Linked DNA regions of Homo sapiens: region 1 is linked to region 2. A link is a loop called in an ENCODE intact Hi-C map of the cell type or tissue named here. Cell type or tissue: psoas muscle. All regions are shown on one strand. Links, peaks and the distances in the headings refer to the core of each region. The heading gives the core; the rest is flanking DNA. Region 1 has its middle 110 kb from the start of CTDP1-DT. Region 2 overlaps NFATC1 (nuclear factor of activated T cells 1).

Region 1 (9,130 bases), core at 638-8,637, 60 kb after region 2:
TCACCAAGTCGTCTTGTCATTTTAAATAAGTCAATCATTAAGGAAGATTTTTCTATGAATTTTTTATTATAAAAATAATCATTGAAGAAGAATTGCCTATTGTTTCCTTTTTTCTGTTTTTTGTTTGTTTGTTTGTTTTTATTTAAGACAGGGTCTCACTCTGTTGCCCAGGCTGCAGTGCAGTGGCTCAGTCATAGCTCACTGCAGCCTCAGCCTCTTGGGCTCAAGTTATCCTCCTGCCTCAGCCTCTCAAAGGGCTAGAATTACAGGCACATGCTACCAGGCCTAGATAATGTGTGTGTGTGTGTGTGTGTGTGTGTGTTTTTTTTTTTTTTTTTTTTCAGATTTTTGTAGAGATAGGGTCCCACTATGTTGCCCAGGCTGGCCTTGAATTCCAGGGCTCAAGCAATCCTCCCACCTCTGCTTCCTGAAGTGCTAGGATTATAGGCATGAGCCACTGTACATGGCCAGAATTTTATTTTTCCATGATAAAAATTATAGCAACATTATAAAACTTCTAGGCATGTGAGGAAAATATCACACCTAATCTCACCACTCTACCTCATAATCAGCATTTGGTGTTCTTATTTCTGCCTTTTGTCTTACACATTTTTAACCTTGCCATAACCAAGATCCACTGGAGTTTTGTGTTCTGCTTTTTTTCTAAATATCTAAGCATTTTCCTCTCACATGATTACATAACCCCCTTAACCATTTCTTTAAATGGCAACATTATTGTGATGGTCAGTTGTATTTGTCAATTTGGCTGAACTGTGGTGTTCAGTTGCTTGGTCAAATACTGATCTAGATGTGAAAGTTTTAAAATACGTTATTAAAATTCGCCGTCAGTTGACTTTAAGTAAAGCAAATTACCCTCTGCAATGTGGATTACTCTTATTCAATCAGTTGAATCCTTTAAGAGTAAAGACAGATTTACTGACGAAGAGGGAATTCTGCCTCAAGACTACACCACAGAAATCTAGTCCAACTGTTCAGCCCACTGGCCTGCCCTGTGGATTTTGTTTTAGTTTCCAGTCCCCAGAGTTGCACGGTCCAATTCCCTAGAATAGGTTTCTCTCCCTCTCTCTCATGTTTGTGTATGTGTGTGTGTTTATATTTGTGTATGTGTATATGTTTATATTTGTGTATGTGTGCGTGTTTATATTTGCGTATGTGTGTTTATATTTGTGTGTGTTTACATTTGCGTGTGTGTTTATATTTGCATATGTGTTTATATTTGCGTGTGTTTATATTTGTGTGTGTGTTTATATTTGCATATGTATGTGTTTATATTTGCGTGTTATATTTGCATGTGTATGTTTATATTTGTGTATGTGTATGAGTTTATATTTGCATGTGTTTATATTTGTGTATGTGTTTATATTTGCATATTTGTGTGTATGTTTACATTTGCGTATGTGTTTATATTTGTGTGTATGTGTTTATATTTGCGTGTGTGTTTATATTTGCATATGTGTGTTTAGATTTGCATATGTGTTTACATTTGCATGTGTTTTATATTTGCGTATGTGTGTTTATACTTGAGTGTTTATATTTGAGTGTTTATATTTGCATATGTGTATGTGTTTACATTTGCGTATGTGTATGTGCTTATATTTGCATGTGTTTATAGTTGCGTGTATGTTTATATTTGCCTGTGTGTGTGTTTATATTTGTGTGTCTATGTGTTTACGTTTGCATATGTGTATGTGTTTACATTTGCGTGTGTTCATATTTGCGTATGTGTGTACATGTTTATATTTGTGTATGTGTATGAGTTTATATTTGCGTGTTTATATTTGCATGTGTGTTTATATTTGTGTATGTGTTTACATTTGCATATGTGTATGTGTTTACATTTGCATGTGTGTTTCTATTTGCGTGTGTGTGTTTACATTTGAGTATGTGTATGTGTTTATATTTGGGTGTGTGTGTTTATATTTGCATATGTGTGTGTTTATATTTGCGTGTGTGTTTACATTTGCATATGTGTGTGTTTATATTTGCATATATCCTGCTGGTTCTATTTGTGTGGAGAACTCGGACTGATACAATTATATTCTATTGAGTTCTTAAATTTATTTAATTGCTTTGCTATTGTTGGATATTTTAGCTTTTTCCAAATTATGCTACTAAAACAATACATCAGTAAATATATGTACACACTTGTTCATATTTGGATTACTCCATATTAGATTCTTAGGCATTGAATTACCACACTAACAGTGTGCCCACATTGTTGGCATACATACTTTCTTCTGCCAACACCAACAATGTAATCTTCAACTCATTGGTTATCATATTTTTAAAAATGTGAGCCAGTTCCATAAATAAATCCAAACCCCTCATCATGGGTTACACCTTCAATGCTTACTCCATGCCAGACTTTGTCTAGCTACAGGGAGCTTGCAAAAAATAAAAAAAAAAAAACATAAAATTCAAAAGAAAGAAAATGAAAATAGAGCACTCCAGGCAAGGGAACAGCAAGTGCAGGAGGAAGGTCTTTAAGTAAAAACAATGAATCCCCAGCAGTCTGCACCAGGATGCAATCCATGCACTGCTTCCAGAGAGACTTACAAAAACAATTAGTAATTTAATGTGTCTGAAAATTTTTGTGCAAATATATGTTATCTTCATCAAAACTACGTACAGTACACTTAGGAAAAAAGTTTAGTTGCAAGCAACTTCACATTCAAAAATTTGTACATGTATGAATACACAACATGTCCCAATTCACGGTGGTTGCACTTCTGGTCTGACTCCTTCCAGCCTCCGAGGAAGCTTGGAGGACATGATGCAATTATGTTTTCATTCCTTGGCCACTGCTCTGGTCCAGAAGTCGTCTTCTGGAAACAAGTGTTCTTGGTTCCAATTTACCCATATCTTCCTTCCTAAAGTAAATCCCTACAACAACCCATGCTGATTTGTGTGTGTGGTGGGGGGCGGGGTGGGGGTGTACAAAAATACAAATGTAAAAGTAGACAGGGAGATGCCATTATTTATTTATTTATTTATTTGTTTTGAGATGGTCTTGCTCCGTTGCCCAGGCCGGAGTGCAGTGGTGCAATCTCGGTTCACTGCAACCTCCCCCTCCCAGGTTCAAGCAATTCTCCAGCTTCAGTCTCCCAAGTAGCTGGGACTACAGGTGCCTGCCACCACGCCCGGCTAATTTTTTTATTTTTTTATTTTTATTTTAGTAGATACAGGGTTTCGCCATGTTGGCCAGCCTGGTCTCGAACTCTTGACCTGAGGTGATCCACCCGCCTGGGCCTCCCAAAGTGCTGGGATTACAGGCGTGAGCCACTGCGCCTGGCCAATGCCTTTATTAATCACGGATATAAAAGGAATTTGGGTGGCTCAGCGTCTTGAAAGGAGAAAGGAAAGAGTCTCCACTTCTGACCATATTATGAAAAGGTAAAATGCCTTGTTTTTGCTGTGAACATGCTGTGACACAGGTGTGCGACTGAAGCTGACACGGCGGGGGGCCGCGTGAAGGGTCACAAGTCGTGTGCACGCCTGCCTTCCTGTTCCTTTGAGGTGAGGGTCCCGGGTCGTGTGCACGCCTGCCTTCTTGTTCCTTTGGGTCTTTACTGGAGCTCATTTCTGGGCTTGTTCTAAGAGTCATTTCCGGAGAAGTCACTTGGGGAAAGGAGGAGGAACAAGAGAAAGTGGGACGTAGCGAGGGACCACCGCAGAGACGGATGGGGCTTAGCCGCAGCAGGTTCTGGAGGGACCGTGGCTACATCAGAGGAGCTCCGAGGGGACTAACTCAGCGTGCCCTGTGCGTTTGTGTGAGATCCGTCAGCCTCGCATCCGCGTGCCCCACCGCCTGGACTATCCTTGCTTCCAAGAGTGCCCCGTCCCTTTCTCATCTACAGAAGCTTAAACTGTCGTCACATGTGGCCTCTGAATTCTTTCTTCTTCTAAGCCAGGGCTTTGCAACTTTTTTTAAACTGAGACCCACAATAAGAGGCACATTGTACATCACAACCAGCACGTACACGCAGAAGTGAAATAAGAGTTTGTGAAACAGCACTCCCTCTGATGAGTGATTCCCTGATAGAAATCACGACTTCCATTATGGTCATAGAAATAGGTGCTTCCATGCTGCTCTGCTCCTTTTTGAAAATGCTCGTTAGGACTCATTAAATTGATTTCACAACCAGCTGTTTCACAAACAGGTCTAAGTCGTTGCAGCCTGGAAGCTGCTTCTCTGAGGAGGCTGCGGCAGCACTGACCCGAGGGCCCGTCCTCATTTCCGCCTCTTCCCGGCCTCTCTCGCACGGGTCGTGAAACCCACTGTGTCCCCATCACCCCATCCCAGAGGACTCTCTTCTTCTGTCCCCACCCCACAATCCTCCTGCTGTACCTTTCCCCAGGCCCCACCGAACTGCACGGTGTCAGTGACTCGCCTCGGTGCCCGGGCACCCACCCCTGGCCGGCGCCAAGCCCGGCCTCATCCTCGTCCCTCTGGCCTCAGGCTGTGGGATCTGCCCTCATTCTGTAAAGGCTTTTGTGTCCCTGAAACGCTTCCTTTGTTGTGACGAGACTAAGGTGTGAGACAGGATTACAACACACCAAAATGCAGCCACGTCTTAGGCCTGGAGTTGTGGGTGACTGGTAGCATATTCTTTATATATTTGCATTGCATTTTCCAACTTGTCTCCAATGGATCACGTTACTTTTAGGACCAGAAAGAAAACTGACATTAGGATGAGAAGAAGTGGAAAGGCATTGCTGGTCCGTCTGTCTGGGTCTCGCTGGTGCCGCCCCTGGTCAGGGGGTGCTGGCTGCAGGTGGTCTGTCCCGGAGCCTGTGGCCCATTTTCAGTGAGGAGCAGGAAAGCCCAAAGCTGTTGCTGGCGGCTGGTGGTGCTGCTGCGGGGGGCTCCACGCGGCGGGGCCATTGCTGCCCCTCAAGGGCACCGTGGGGGCCCCCAGTCTGCGGGGCTGGCGAGTGGCTTCCTGGCACAGATGTTTTTTATATGTTTGTTCCAGCTATGTCTGGCTAAGCCGCCTCTTTCTAAATGCAGGGCCTGTGCACACATTTGCTCCGGGGATTTTTTTCTACTTTGAAAGGCAGCTCTCGGCAGGGCTGGCTGTGTTTCCTTTGCGATGTGAGCTGCTCGGTGTCGGATGTCACGGATCTGGGGTGTTGGGGACGTGGAGGAGGGAGGCGCAGGCCTCTGCTCGCCAAGGCGGATCCCAGCCCGTCTGCAGCCTCACCTCCTGTTTCAGTGGCCATGCTGATGATGTCACCCACATACCGAAGTGAACATGCTATTTCCTGACCTAAAGTCAGCCAAGGGGAGCGGGCAAGTCTGTGTGAATCTTCCTTTCCCCCTGAGATGGCGAAGTCAACACAGAAGACGTGGTTTCCCTGAGCTCCGGCTTCTGGGCTCTGAGTTTCCCCCCAGCTCCCTCCACTTCTCCGCTGTCCGTCTCCTCCATTTGTCTAAGGGAAGAGACAGGGAAGAAGAAGTGTGGCCTGGGTGGATTCTGGCCCTAAAGTGAAGCATAAAAGAATAAAGAGAAAGAACAGGACATCTCCACGAGCTCAGGGCAGGCAAAGCTTGCTCAGGGCAGTCAAATAGGACACAGAAAATCCAAGCCATACAGGAAAAGGTTAATCTCATTTGACTTCGTTAAAATGATAAACTTTTGTTCATCGAAAGACATCATTCCAAAAAGAAGAGGCAAGTCAGACTCAGAGATTGGTGGTCCATGCAGCCAACAAATAACCAGAATATATATAAAGAACACTTACATATCCATAAGAAACATGCTAACAGCTCTATTTTTTTAATGGGCAGAATACTGGCACAGGAGTTTCACAGATGAGGATATCCAAATGGTCAGTCCACATTGGAAAGGTGCTCAGTGTCACCATTCATCAGGAGGACAACCACGAGATGCCATCATCCCCCCACAGAAGGCTTGAAGCCCAGAGGACTGACGGGGCCAGTGTCAGAGGGGGTGCAGGGCAAACAGCCCATTGTGGACAGAAGCCTCAGTGGACGCAGCCACCTTGGAAGCGCTGGTTATTGGTGATTCTTTCTCTGCAGGTGGTCCGACCTGTGTGCCCTCACTGGCTCACCACTCTTCCCGTGAGCTTAGGGCAAGCAAAGATTTCTTACACAGGTCCCAGAACATTCTTGCATTCCATGCATCTTGGAAAGCAACCCTGTCCACGGCTTTGTTTTCTGCTCCACCTGCGTGGCTGTTACCTGTGGCACCTAAACATTGCTCAAGGACCTGGCAGCAGCTGCAGCCATGCTCCTGCCAGGCTCCTGATAAGATTGGAAATCACGTGCAACGCTGAGCGCCATCAGCTGAGATTTGGACCTTAAAGCTGCTCCTTATGCTAACATTTTTTTTCTCAGCATGGAACTGCGAAGTGTCCTAAATGTGGAAAATCGAATTGGGTGTCAGAAAAAAACCAATAAGTGCCTCTTCAATAATTAACAGATGGAGATCCAGACCAACAGCAAAGTTAATCAATGCAAAAAGGTGGTGCAGGACAGACAAACAGAAACTCAGGAGCTCCTTTTAGAAACCAGAGGCTCCTGGCGGGAGCACTCACGACCTCCTCAGGTCACTAAGCTGGGGTATGCGCCACACTACCTGGCCACGGTCTCTTCCTCAGATTTGCCATAAACCTCACCTGGCGTCCTCAAGTACACTTTGACCACATGGGCATCAGAACATCAAGTGGGAAACACGCATGAATTTTCCACCCCAGGATCCTGGAAAAAGAAGCACTTGTTCCTACAGAACCTGCTTATTCTGATCTTTGGGTAACTAGATAATTCTTTCTAAATCCTGCTGAGGGTGAAGAATATTGTGTTCCATGTTTTAAAAACACATTGGAAGAACACCGTTCTTTCTGAAGCCAGAAGGGAAATACATCAACAGCTGAGGTGAGGTTTCGCTACGGTGCTCAGCAGATTTAGATAACATGGTGTCTGAGTCCAGTAGTACATGCTCTCACCTTCACTGTCTCAGTACAACAGGACACGCTCTCACCTTCACCATCTGGGTACAGCAAGACACGCCCTCACCTTTACCGTCTCAGTACAGCAGGACACACTCTCACCTTCACCGTCTCAGCGCAGCGGGACACGCCATCACCTTCACCGTCTGAGTGCAGCAGGACACGCCCTCACCTTCACCGTCTCAGTACAGCAGGACACACTCTCACCTTCACTGTCTCAGTATAGCGGTCCACGCCCTCACCTTCACCGTCTCAGTACAGCCAAACACGCCCTCACCTTCACCGTCTCAGTACAGCAGAACATGCCCTCACCTTCACCGTCTCAGCACAGCAGGACATGCCCTCACCTTCACCGTCTCAGTACAGCAGGACATACCCTCACCTTCACCGTCTCAGTACAGTGTGACAGTGCTCTCACCTTCACCATCTGAGTACAGTGGGACAGCACTCTCACCTTTATAGTCCCGGTGAGTGATCTATGGAACTGGTGCTTTTTTTTTATTTTTATTTTTTTGTGGAGTGTCTGAAAAATCTCTCCAGTGGTGGTGACTGGGGTGAGTTATCAAGATGAAGCAAATTGGACTGAACTATATGAGAAAAAGCCAGGCCTGCAGAAGATAGGCTGATGGAAGCCCACAGAAATGAGTGAAACTGAAGGCGGGGCCGAGGTTGCCCCAGACCTTCGCTACACACACCCCTCAGAGCTGTTTCTCAAAGATGTTTACACTAGCAAGAGGCTCAGCGTTCATCGTTTATAACAGCTTCTGGGAGCCACAGTTGAGTTTACCGTCTCGCCTTTCAGTACTTATGTATGCAGGGTGGCAACTCAAGCTATCATGGTCACAGAATTAAGAGGGACGAACGTGGATAGGTAGGGTTTCATTTTCCATATCCCTCCAGCAAGCAGGGTGGGTGAGGATGGGGACGCTTTCCTCTCCTGCTTGAGAGCCGACTTCTTAGAGGCCTTAGTAGACATCCACCAAACATCCAACCACCACAGAGGGCGACGGGAAGACCCCCTCATCCAGGGCAAGCAGCTGCGGAGCTCACACGGGGTCGGGGCGAGGGCATCCCGCTGGCATGCGCTTGTAGCCACGGCAGGGGCCCTGGAAGAGAGACAGGAATTAGTCATCCCACGGTTTGTCGTCTGGCGGTGTAGTTTGACACTTGAGAGATGTGATCTTTATTTCAGAAACACCATCTGGCCATCAGCCCAATTCTTGACTTTTTCATTTCTCTCAAGATGATCATTAGGAGTGGTTTCAACAAAACTGAACACAGAATTTTGAGGGCCCCAATCATGACTCAACCAGAGCCCTCCCTGAATTCTTCATGAGTCAGCCCGGCCCTCCCCACTGACTTCACCCTAGCGGGCACCTGTCTTTCTTCTTCTTTTATCACTTTTTGCTTCTCTTTTGGTTTCCAGCTCTGACTGAATTCAGACCCAACACCTTCCAATTCTTCCCGGCCCCCTCAGGGAAACCCAGAGGCAAATTTGAGTGCAGGGAGCGGGGGCTTCGCGTGGAGCTGGGACTGCCCCACGCTGAGAGGGACCTGAGACGCCGTCGCCTTCCCAGGCTGCTCCCCGCTGAGAGGGACCTGAGACGCCGGCGCCTTCCCAGGCTGCCTCGCGCTGAGAGGGACCTGAGACGCCGGTGCCTTCCCAGGGAGCTCTGGAGAGGGGCCTCAGGTTGGGGAGGAGGGGGTCTGCCATCCTCCCTCTCTACGGGGAGGGCTGCCTTGTGATGGGGGCTCAGGATCCACTACAGGGCCCCGACCCCGAGGCAGAAGTGGGGGTGGTGCTTCCTGCCACCCCTCACCAGGCAGGGATGCCAGGGATTCCGCAGCCGGAGTCGAACCTACGTTTACCTGAATGGAAGGAGAGAGGCATCTCTGGCCGAAGGAAGAGGGGAAGTGGCAACTCCCAGTGAAGAGGTCGTCCCCAAGCCACAGGGTGGCTGGTGGCCACTTCGGGAGGAGGCTCCGGGACCTGGGGAGGAAAGGCCAAGCGAGGCGGGTGTGCGTGCAGAGGACGCTCTGTTCAGATTCCTCCCCAAATAGTGATGGAGCTCCAGGAGCTGCCCTGTCAGGGATCTGTGGGGCATGTGTGTTTCCTTTACCACCTCCGGAAACTGCG
Region 2 (8,000 bases), core at 1-8,000:
GGCCACCTTCACCAATGGTCTCAGCCAGATCTCCTGGAGAACTTGCTGCAGCTTCCCCATCAGCACTTGCTGCTTCATCTTTGCTTTTATGGTATGGAGATGGCTTCTTTCCTTCAACCTCATGAACTAGCCTCTGCTGGCTTCAAACTTTTTTTTCTGCAGCTTCCTCATCTCTCAGCCTTCGTAGGACAGAGAGAGCGAGGGTCTTGGTCTGGATTAGGCTTTGGCTTAAGGGAGTGTTGTGGCTGGTTCAATCTTCTGTCCAGATCACTCGGACTTTCTCTGTATCAGCAATAAGGCTGTTCCGCCCTCTTATCATCGGTGTTGTTCACTAGGGCAGCGGTTTTCACTTCTGTCTGTCTAGAGTTTTCCGCTGCATTCACAGTTGGACTGGCGCGGGAGGCTGAGCTGTCAGCCTGTCTCGGCTTTCGACGGGTGTTCCTCACCAAATTTAATCATTCCTAGTTTTGAAGTGAGAGACGTGTGACCTTTCCTTGCCCTTGAACTTTTACTTGAAAACTTGGAGGCTGTCGTAGGGTTCTTAATTGGCCTAATGTCAGTATGGTTGTGTCTCAGGGAATAGGGAGGCCTGAGCCCAGGGAGAGAGATAGAGAATGGCTGGTCAGTGGAGCAGTCAGGACGCACCCAGCTCTTATCCATTCACTTCATCTTAGATGGGCACAGTTCGTGGCACCCCAAAACAATGACAACAGTAACCCCAAAGATCACAGATCTCCGCAGCAGATATGATAGCAATGAGAAAGCTTGGAACATCATGAGCATTATTGAAACGTGACACAGAGATATGAAGTGGGCACCTGCTGTTGGAAACGTGGTGCCCACAGACATGCCTGGTGCAGGGTTGCCAAAGACCTCCCCTTTGTGAAAAGCAGTGTCTGAAGCACAGTGAAGTGAGGCTTGCCTGCAAGACATCCACAAAAGGCGCAGCTCTGGAGACAGGAGACTGCTGCGTGGGAGGAGGTGGTGCTGGAGGCCCTTGGGTGAGGGAAGAGGCAGGAGACTGCTGTGTGGGAGGAGGTGGTGCTGGAGGCCCTTGGGTGAGGGAAGAGGCAGGAGACTGCTGCGTGGGAGGAGGTGGTGCTGGAGGCCCTTGGGTGAGGGAAGAGGCAGGAGACTGCTGTGTGGGAGGAGGTGGTGGATGAGACCCTTGGGTGATGGAAGAGGCAGGAGACTGCTGCGTGGGAGGAGGTGGTGCTGGAGGCCCTTGGGTGAGGGAAGAGGCAGGAGACTGCTGCGTGGGAGGAGGTGATGCTGGAGGCCCTTGGGTGATGGAAGAGGCAGGAGACTGCTGCGTGGGAGGAGGTGGTGCTGGAGGCCCTTGGGTGAGGGAAGAGGCAGGAGACTGCTGCGTGGGAGGAGGTGGTGCTGGAGGCCCTTGGGTGAGGGAAGAGGCAGGAGACTGCTGTGTGGGAGGAGGTGGTGGATGAGACCCTTGGGTGATGGAAGAGGCAGGAGACTGCTGCGTGGGAGGAGGTGGTGCTGGAGGCCCTTGGGTGAGGGAAGAGGCAGGAGACTGCTGCGTGGGAGGAGGTGATGCTGGAGGCCCTTGGGTGATGGAAGAGGCAGGAGACTGCTGCGTGGGAGGAGGTGGTGCTGGAGGCCCTTGGGTGAGAGAAGAGGCAGGAGACTGCTGCGTGGGAGGAGGTGATGCTGGAGGCCCTTGGGTGATGGAAGAGGCAGGAGACTGCTGTGTGGGAGGAGGTGGTGCTGGAGGCCCTTGGGTGAGGGAAGAGGCAGGAGACTGCTGTGTGGGAGGAGGTGGTGGATGAGACCCTTGGGTGATGGAAGAGGCAGGAGACTGCTGCGTGGGAGGAGGTGGTGGACGAGACCCTTGGGTGATGGAAGAGGCAGGAGACTGCTGTGTGGGAGGAGGTGGTGCTGGAGGCCCTTGGGTGAGGGAAGAGGCAGGAGACTGCTGTGTGGGAGGAGGTGGTGGATGAGACCCTTGGGTGAGGGAAGAGGCAGGAGACTGCTGTGTGGGAGGAGGTGGTGCTGGAGGCCCTTGGGTGAGGGAAGAGGCAGGAGACTGCTGCGTGGGAGGAGGTGGTGCTGGAGGCCCTTGGATGAGGGAAGAGGCAGGAGACCGCTTTGTGGGAAGAGGTGGTGGACGAGCCCCTTGGGTGATGGAAGTGTTCTGACACCTGCAGTGATGGTGGCACAACTGGGCACCTTTACCAAAAATCACTGAATTTTGTGCCCTTCTCAAGGGTGCATTACCTGTGTGAAACGTGCCTCCGTAGAATGCTGTGTGTTTAGGGAGGGGCTGGGAGACCCTAGCAATGCCACGTGCTTTTTACTTTTCTTCAACTGAGTTTTGAGCATTTTGTTAATGCAAGAAAAAGGACTCCTTATAAAGAGCGGTTCGCCGTGGGGTCTGAGCCTGTGGCGTGGTTTCAGTTGCCTCCTCAGCCGCAGTGTGGAGAGGAACAGTGGTCTCGGCCGAGCAGCGGCTGTGGGCACCTGCGTGTCAGCCCCTCCCTCCGTGGACAGATGCTCCTGAGCTTCCCCAGCAAAGACACTGGGACTGTGCGCCTTGTCCCCCCATCTTCCCACCTCCGGTGACCAGGCCTCTCCCAGGGACCCTCTGTGCTGGCCCGGCACCTGCTCTGATATGCCCTCCCCAGGGGTGTGGGTCCGTCTGCCCTCCACACAGCCCTTGGAGCCTCTCTTCACAGGGCCTGAGAGCTGAGTGTGGTTTCATAACGTGGTTCATTGGCCTCTGAAGATGCTCAGTGCTGGGGGAATTGGGCTTGAAGCCATCACGTCCAACACACGGTCCCTGGACCATGTCCTGTAGGGAGTGTTAGGAGGAGTCTAGCTCTATTTTTAAATGACAGTGTTCATGACAGAATTTCTCGTAGGGAATAAAAATGTGTGTGCTTCCCAGTTACTTATTGTGTTGCTTAATTAAGAAATCTCTTTAGAAACACAGACGGGAGCATGAACTTCTCAGCCACTTCCTGCCTGGCTTCTGGGTGGTTCTGTGTTGCATTACTGGAGGTCTGGGTGTGGAATTTTGAGAATCTCTTGATCCTTTTCAGTTTAATTCTGAAACAGGGTTCTTCCTTCCTTCCAGATTACAGTGTGGACACTCACACACAGTAAGGGACAAAGAAAGTGTATCCCCTTCCAAAGATCCGCCCACCAGGCCCCGGACCCATAATCAAAGCCTGATACTGGGACAATGGACCCAGCGGCCGGGCCAGCCCTCCCCTAGTTATCACCCCAGAGCTGTGGCTGGGCTCTCTTTGTTCCGAAACGGAGCTGATGGAGCAGGACGCTGTCGCCAGGCACTGCGGGGAGGGGGTTATCAGCCCCTGGCCCGCGTCCCACCCCAGAGGTGAAGTCTTCGCCCCAGACAGGCCCTATCAGGCCCTCCCAGCTGCTGTTATTTTAGATATGGCAGGAAGTAGGGCCTGGAAACCGCACGGCTCCCAGCCCTTGGCAGCAGCTCAGTTCCCGAGGCTGCACTCAGAGCTGGTGGCAGGGAGGGAGAAGGCACAGCAGCCTGGACTGCGGGTTAGAGGGCTGTGCCGGGGCCGGTGGAGCCATGCGAGCGGCCGCGTAAATCAGGCAGGCGTGGCCGGCAGGCTGTGGCTCCCCACAGACATGGGGCTGACGGTGTGCAGCGCTGGCTGGCGCAGCCTCTGCCAAGGGAGCCCCTGCCCTCCGGGGCAGCACCATGAAGACCTCACCCCTCAAGTGGATGGGTTTGCAGTTCAGCCCAGTGTCTGTTCAGCTGGCACCGATGGGCCCAGATGTCCTCCCTGGCAGTGTCTCAGCAGGCGCACAGACGAGCCCTGGGCCAGGGGACAAATGTGTGGGTTCCTGACGCACGTCCCCCGGAGCCCTAGAAAGGACACCAGGCTTCTGCACCCCCACCCGTGATGTGTTGCAAGAAGCCTCACGAGTCAGTAAAGAAAAACCTTCTCCCTCGCCCTCTGAAATAGTAAACGTTAGTGAGCGCATTCGCATCCGCAGTGCTTTTACGTGAGAAGTTAGGTTTTGGGAGCTTTCGGAGGAGCTGGCTGTGGAGGGAAACACGTCCGTCACGTGGCCACCGTCCCGCGGGAAGCTGGGGGCCGTCGCTCTGGCCGGGCTCCCCGCAGCCGCAGTCGCCGCGTCAGGCGGAGGATCCCTGTTATGTACTTTCCCTTTTCCACAGTAGCTGCTGCCAGCGGGCTGTAAACTACCGTATATCACTCAGATTTAAGAACCCAAACTTTAAAACAAATTAAACTCTTGTTGACATTGTAATAAAAATCAGAATGGAACTGAACAGCTCAGTAAAAGTGAACTTCAATTATTTTTGTGGATTTCAGATTGTTTTCTGGGATTCCCAGACTCCCAGTGCAGCTGAGTTATTTCCTCTTGGCAGAAGGCTGGAGAAAAAAGGTGGAGGGAGGGAGGGACGGACGGACGGAGGGCGCCTGGTGGGAGGAAGCCTGGTCACCTGGCTGGAGGGAGGGATGGACGGACAGAGGGTGCCGGGCAGGAGGAAGCGTCGTCACCTGGCAGTTCGCTCGGCCTGACCAGCAGCCACAGGGCAGCGGCGTGCGTGTGAGGGTTGGGTGAGGGGGCGCATGGGCAGGTGTTTTTTATGTGTTTTAATTTAAGAAAAGAGCTCAGAAATGTTTGTCAGAGCCTATCTGTTAATTAGGTGTTTATGCTGGATTAAAAGAAAAATTGAAAGCACTAGTCTGACTGCCCCTCAAAAATGTGCTCGAAGGCTCATAAACGCACGGAGGGTCTGAACTCCCTCCCCTCTCTCTCGGTCTTTCTCTGTATCTCTATCCCTCTCTCTGTCTCTGTCTCTCGGTCTGTCTCTTTCTCAGTCTGTCTCTCTGTCTCCCTTCCTCCCTGTCTCTGCCTCTTTGTCTCCCTCCGTCTCTGAATCTCTGTCCCTCTCTCCATCCATCTCTCTCCGTCTCCCTCCCTTCCTCGCTCTGTTTCTCTGTCCCTCTCTCCATCTCTCCGTCCATCTCTCTCTCTCTCCATCTCCCTCCGTGTGTCTCTGTCTCTCTTATCTCTCTCCCTCTGTCTCTGCCTCTCTGTCTCTCTCTCCGTCCCTCCCTCCCTCCCTTTCTCTCTCATGGCGGCCTTTTCTTTTGTTGCTGTGTTCACTGTGATGTCTGGTTCTTTTCAGCTCCTTTTCTCTGCTGGAGTGGACAGGGTTGTCGGTCTCCACTGCCGTGCCAGGTGTCTGTGCTTCTTGCAGTGTCCTGTACGGAGAAAGCGGAGAACTAGAGCATTGGAGAGACCCGCATGGAAGGAAACGCCATTGCTGGGCAGTGTTGCAGCCTCCGCAGAGGTGTGTGGGCTCCGGGGAGAGGGACGTGCTGGCCCCTGTGCAGTGGCGTGGCCCGTGTCCTTTCCCCGCCGTCCACTTCCTGTTCCCCTTTTCTGCACCTGTCTCTAGCTGCCTTCAAGGCGGAGCTTTGGCACCCACATATGCAGATGTCCACCGCGCCTGCCGGACGCCAGCTCTCCACCAGCCGGAACTCACCGCCACCCACCCTGGGCTGCCAGCTCAGCTGGGGCCCAGCCACTCCCCCAGGTCCCCCTTCACTGTAGGAGGAGCTGGGCCTGGGATGTGGACAGTGGGCGGCGAGGGGGTTGGCCATGCAGAGGGCGTGGGAGGAGAGGAGAGCACGCAGATGCCGGCCCGGTGATGTTTCCTCAGACGCCCGCGCAGTGCCATGCCGTGGGCCTCACATGCAATGCTCCCCTGCCTAGAGGGGCACCCCTGCTCCCAGGAGGGTCTCAAAGAGACCTGGGTTTCTTTTAAGCAGTTTTGACCACTTTGATTAGGTCAGTGATCTCCATTAGATCTGGACCTGCTAAAGTTACAGAAGGTTCTGGAAGGTGCCGGCACAGTCTGAGCTGAACACCCATGACACCTGAGCAGGAGGCTGTGACAACTGTCAGCTCACGGACCAGGGAGGGAACGCGAAGCTGGGGAGCTCTGAGCTCCAATCCCAGCTTCTGCTCCTGCTCAGAAAGCCCTCCCACTTTCTCTGGGCTGACCTCACCTCGGTGTTTGGAAATGGACCAAGACTTATCGGAAAGTGTCCTCGGCGCCAGGTACCACACTGAGCTCACAGGCTGCTTCCATTTAAAGTTAACCACTCTTGGTGCAGCCATAAAGCCTCGTTGATCTTTGGTCCTTTATTGTGAACAGACATCTCGAAAGAGCCTGTGTCTCCACGGTCAATCTTTCTTCTGAAGACATATTTTAAGGCTTCTTCAGAAACCAAATTTAGGAAAACAGAAGAAATTAGTGCTTAGTTTTCCAGATAACTCATAGCCCCCCCCAAGGAGGAAATTCAGACAGGACAGCGAGCAGGTTCCCGGGCCGTCACTTCAGGGTCACCTGATGGGAGCCGCAGCCGTGGTGAGGTTCGCTGGGTCATGCCCCCGTGCGGAAACTCAGGGATGGGACGGATTCCACTTTCAAAAGATGACATAGAATGAGTGAGTATTTAGGAATTACTTTAGGGCTAAAAAAAAACCACATATGGGGATCAGATCCCTGAGCCCTCAGAAAATCGGAGTAGGGAGAGGGAGAACAGTTGAAGCGAGAAGTTAAATAATTCACGTTTAAATCACAATTCCAGGTGAGATGAATGCGGCCCTACCTGATGGCACCTGCGTGGTTGCCACAGGCGTGGTGGAGGGCTCTTGCGTTTGGATTTGAGGGGCTTAGAGGTCAAAAAACTTTTCGGAGGAACAGGGATGGGCCTGTCTCTCTTTTATTTCAGCGGTCTTTTCTGTTTATGTGGGAAACGCAGTGTCATGAGGTTTGAAACCCTGAGGATGAGATGCATTCCCAGTTGCCAGGCTCGGTTTCCAAGTCTGCTGGGTTTGGGAGCGGTCGGTTGATAGAATTTCTTCTAGAAGACAGGGTGTGGGGGCACCCAGGTCCTTCCTGCGGAGGCGTCCCTGCCCTGTGTGGCCCTGGGCACAGACCCCGGCATCCCCTCCACGGGGCTCCTCTGCCGGGGCATCCTCTGCCGGGGCATCCTCTGCCGGGGCATCCTCTGCCGGGGCATCTTCCGCCGGGGCATCCTCCGCCGGGACATCCTCCACCGGGGGCTCCTCCGCCGGGGCATCCTGCTCCGGGGCATCGTTCGCCGGTCTTGTCGCTGCGGTGGAAGTGTCGTGTTCCCAGCCAGGCTGGGAGTGGTCGCTGGCGAGGCCTGGCGTGGGCCCGCGGTGTCTGTCAGGGTGCCCTGGGCCAGCCCCGCTGATTCGATTTAGAGCTAACGAGAGTCCACCAACGGCAATTACAGGAACCTAATGGCCTTCCTGCCGCACCGCTCCGTGGCACCCGGCTCGCTGTGATGAATTGCTCATTATGTGCAGTGTTGGAATAGCCTCCACAAGATTAATAATTGGATAATCAATACAGAAATTCAATCTTGGGGTGTTTTTTTCACTCCGGGGTCAATATGTCCTGAAGATTACAAGGCCCGACTCTGCCTCCCCCCTCCCCGCTGCTTCCGCGTTGGGAGTTTGGCCAGCACCTCGCCACACGATGGGTCATGGTGCGTTGTCTCCGTACCTCCGTGACTTTTCTATTCTTTGCAAACAGCAGGTTCTGCCGGGGGTCAGTGCTGCTAACACAGACAGCAGTGACTCCACGGTGGCTTCCGTTAAGCCAGGGGAGGGCGGCACAGGTAATGGCTGTGAGGGCACCAGGGCCATGGCACAGTGGCGGCCGTGGAGGGAAGCCTCGCCGTGCCCAGGATGTACGTAGCCTGAGCTGTGGAGGGGTGGAGGGCAGGTTCAAGAGGGGCTGTGCCTCCCGCCAGGACACGTCTGCGCCCCTGAGCTCCTGAGGCAGTCAGGGCCTGGATTTCCCTCCCAGAGGTGCTCCCCTGGCTGCAGCATGGGGAGCTGCCTGCGTGGTTTCGAGGCTCTCAGTGGGGGGCCAGCCGGTGAGGCACTGAGCTGGCCCGAGGAGAGCTGCTGAAGCT

What was found. Peaks named below come from ENCODE experiments on the same cell type or tissue, not always from the same donor. Only the 100,000 strongest peaks of a DNase experiment are listed, where the experiment ranks them.
Region 1: it touches region 2 in a loop (3-fold over the local background); 4 of 110 quality-filtered maps call a loop at or near these places.

Annotation. Positions count from the first base shown.
Region 1 is chr18:79,562,727-79,571,856 of GRCh38, forward strand. No RefSeq gene overlaps it. Among named protein-coding and RNA genes, the nearest start is that of CTDP1-DT, 110 kb to the right of the region's middle. RefSeq lists enhancers at 7,490-8,689, 7,548-8,104, 8,105-8,660. In psoas muscle, for the core only: no CTCF peak of the experiment used is centred there; a DNase peak (open chromatin) is centred at 5,195; H3K4me3 peaks cover 724 bases; H3K27ac peaks cover 990 bases.
Region 2 is chr18:79,503,802-79,511,801 of GRCh38, forward strand. The region is part of intron 9 of NFATC1 (nuclear factor of activated T cells 1); the gene reads left to right. Among named protein-coding and RNA genes, the nearest start is that of NFATC1, 110 kb to the left of the region's middle. RefSeq lists enhancers at 2,348-2,627, 5,436-5,525, 5,596-5,645. In psoas muscle, for the core only: no CTCF peak of the experiment used is centred there; DNase peaks (open chromatin) are centred at 2,710, 3,430, 3,840, 4,100 and 2 weaker places; H3K4me3 peaks cover 2,221 bases; H3K27ac peaks cover 2,947 bases.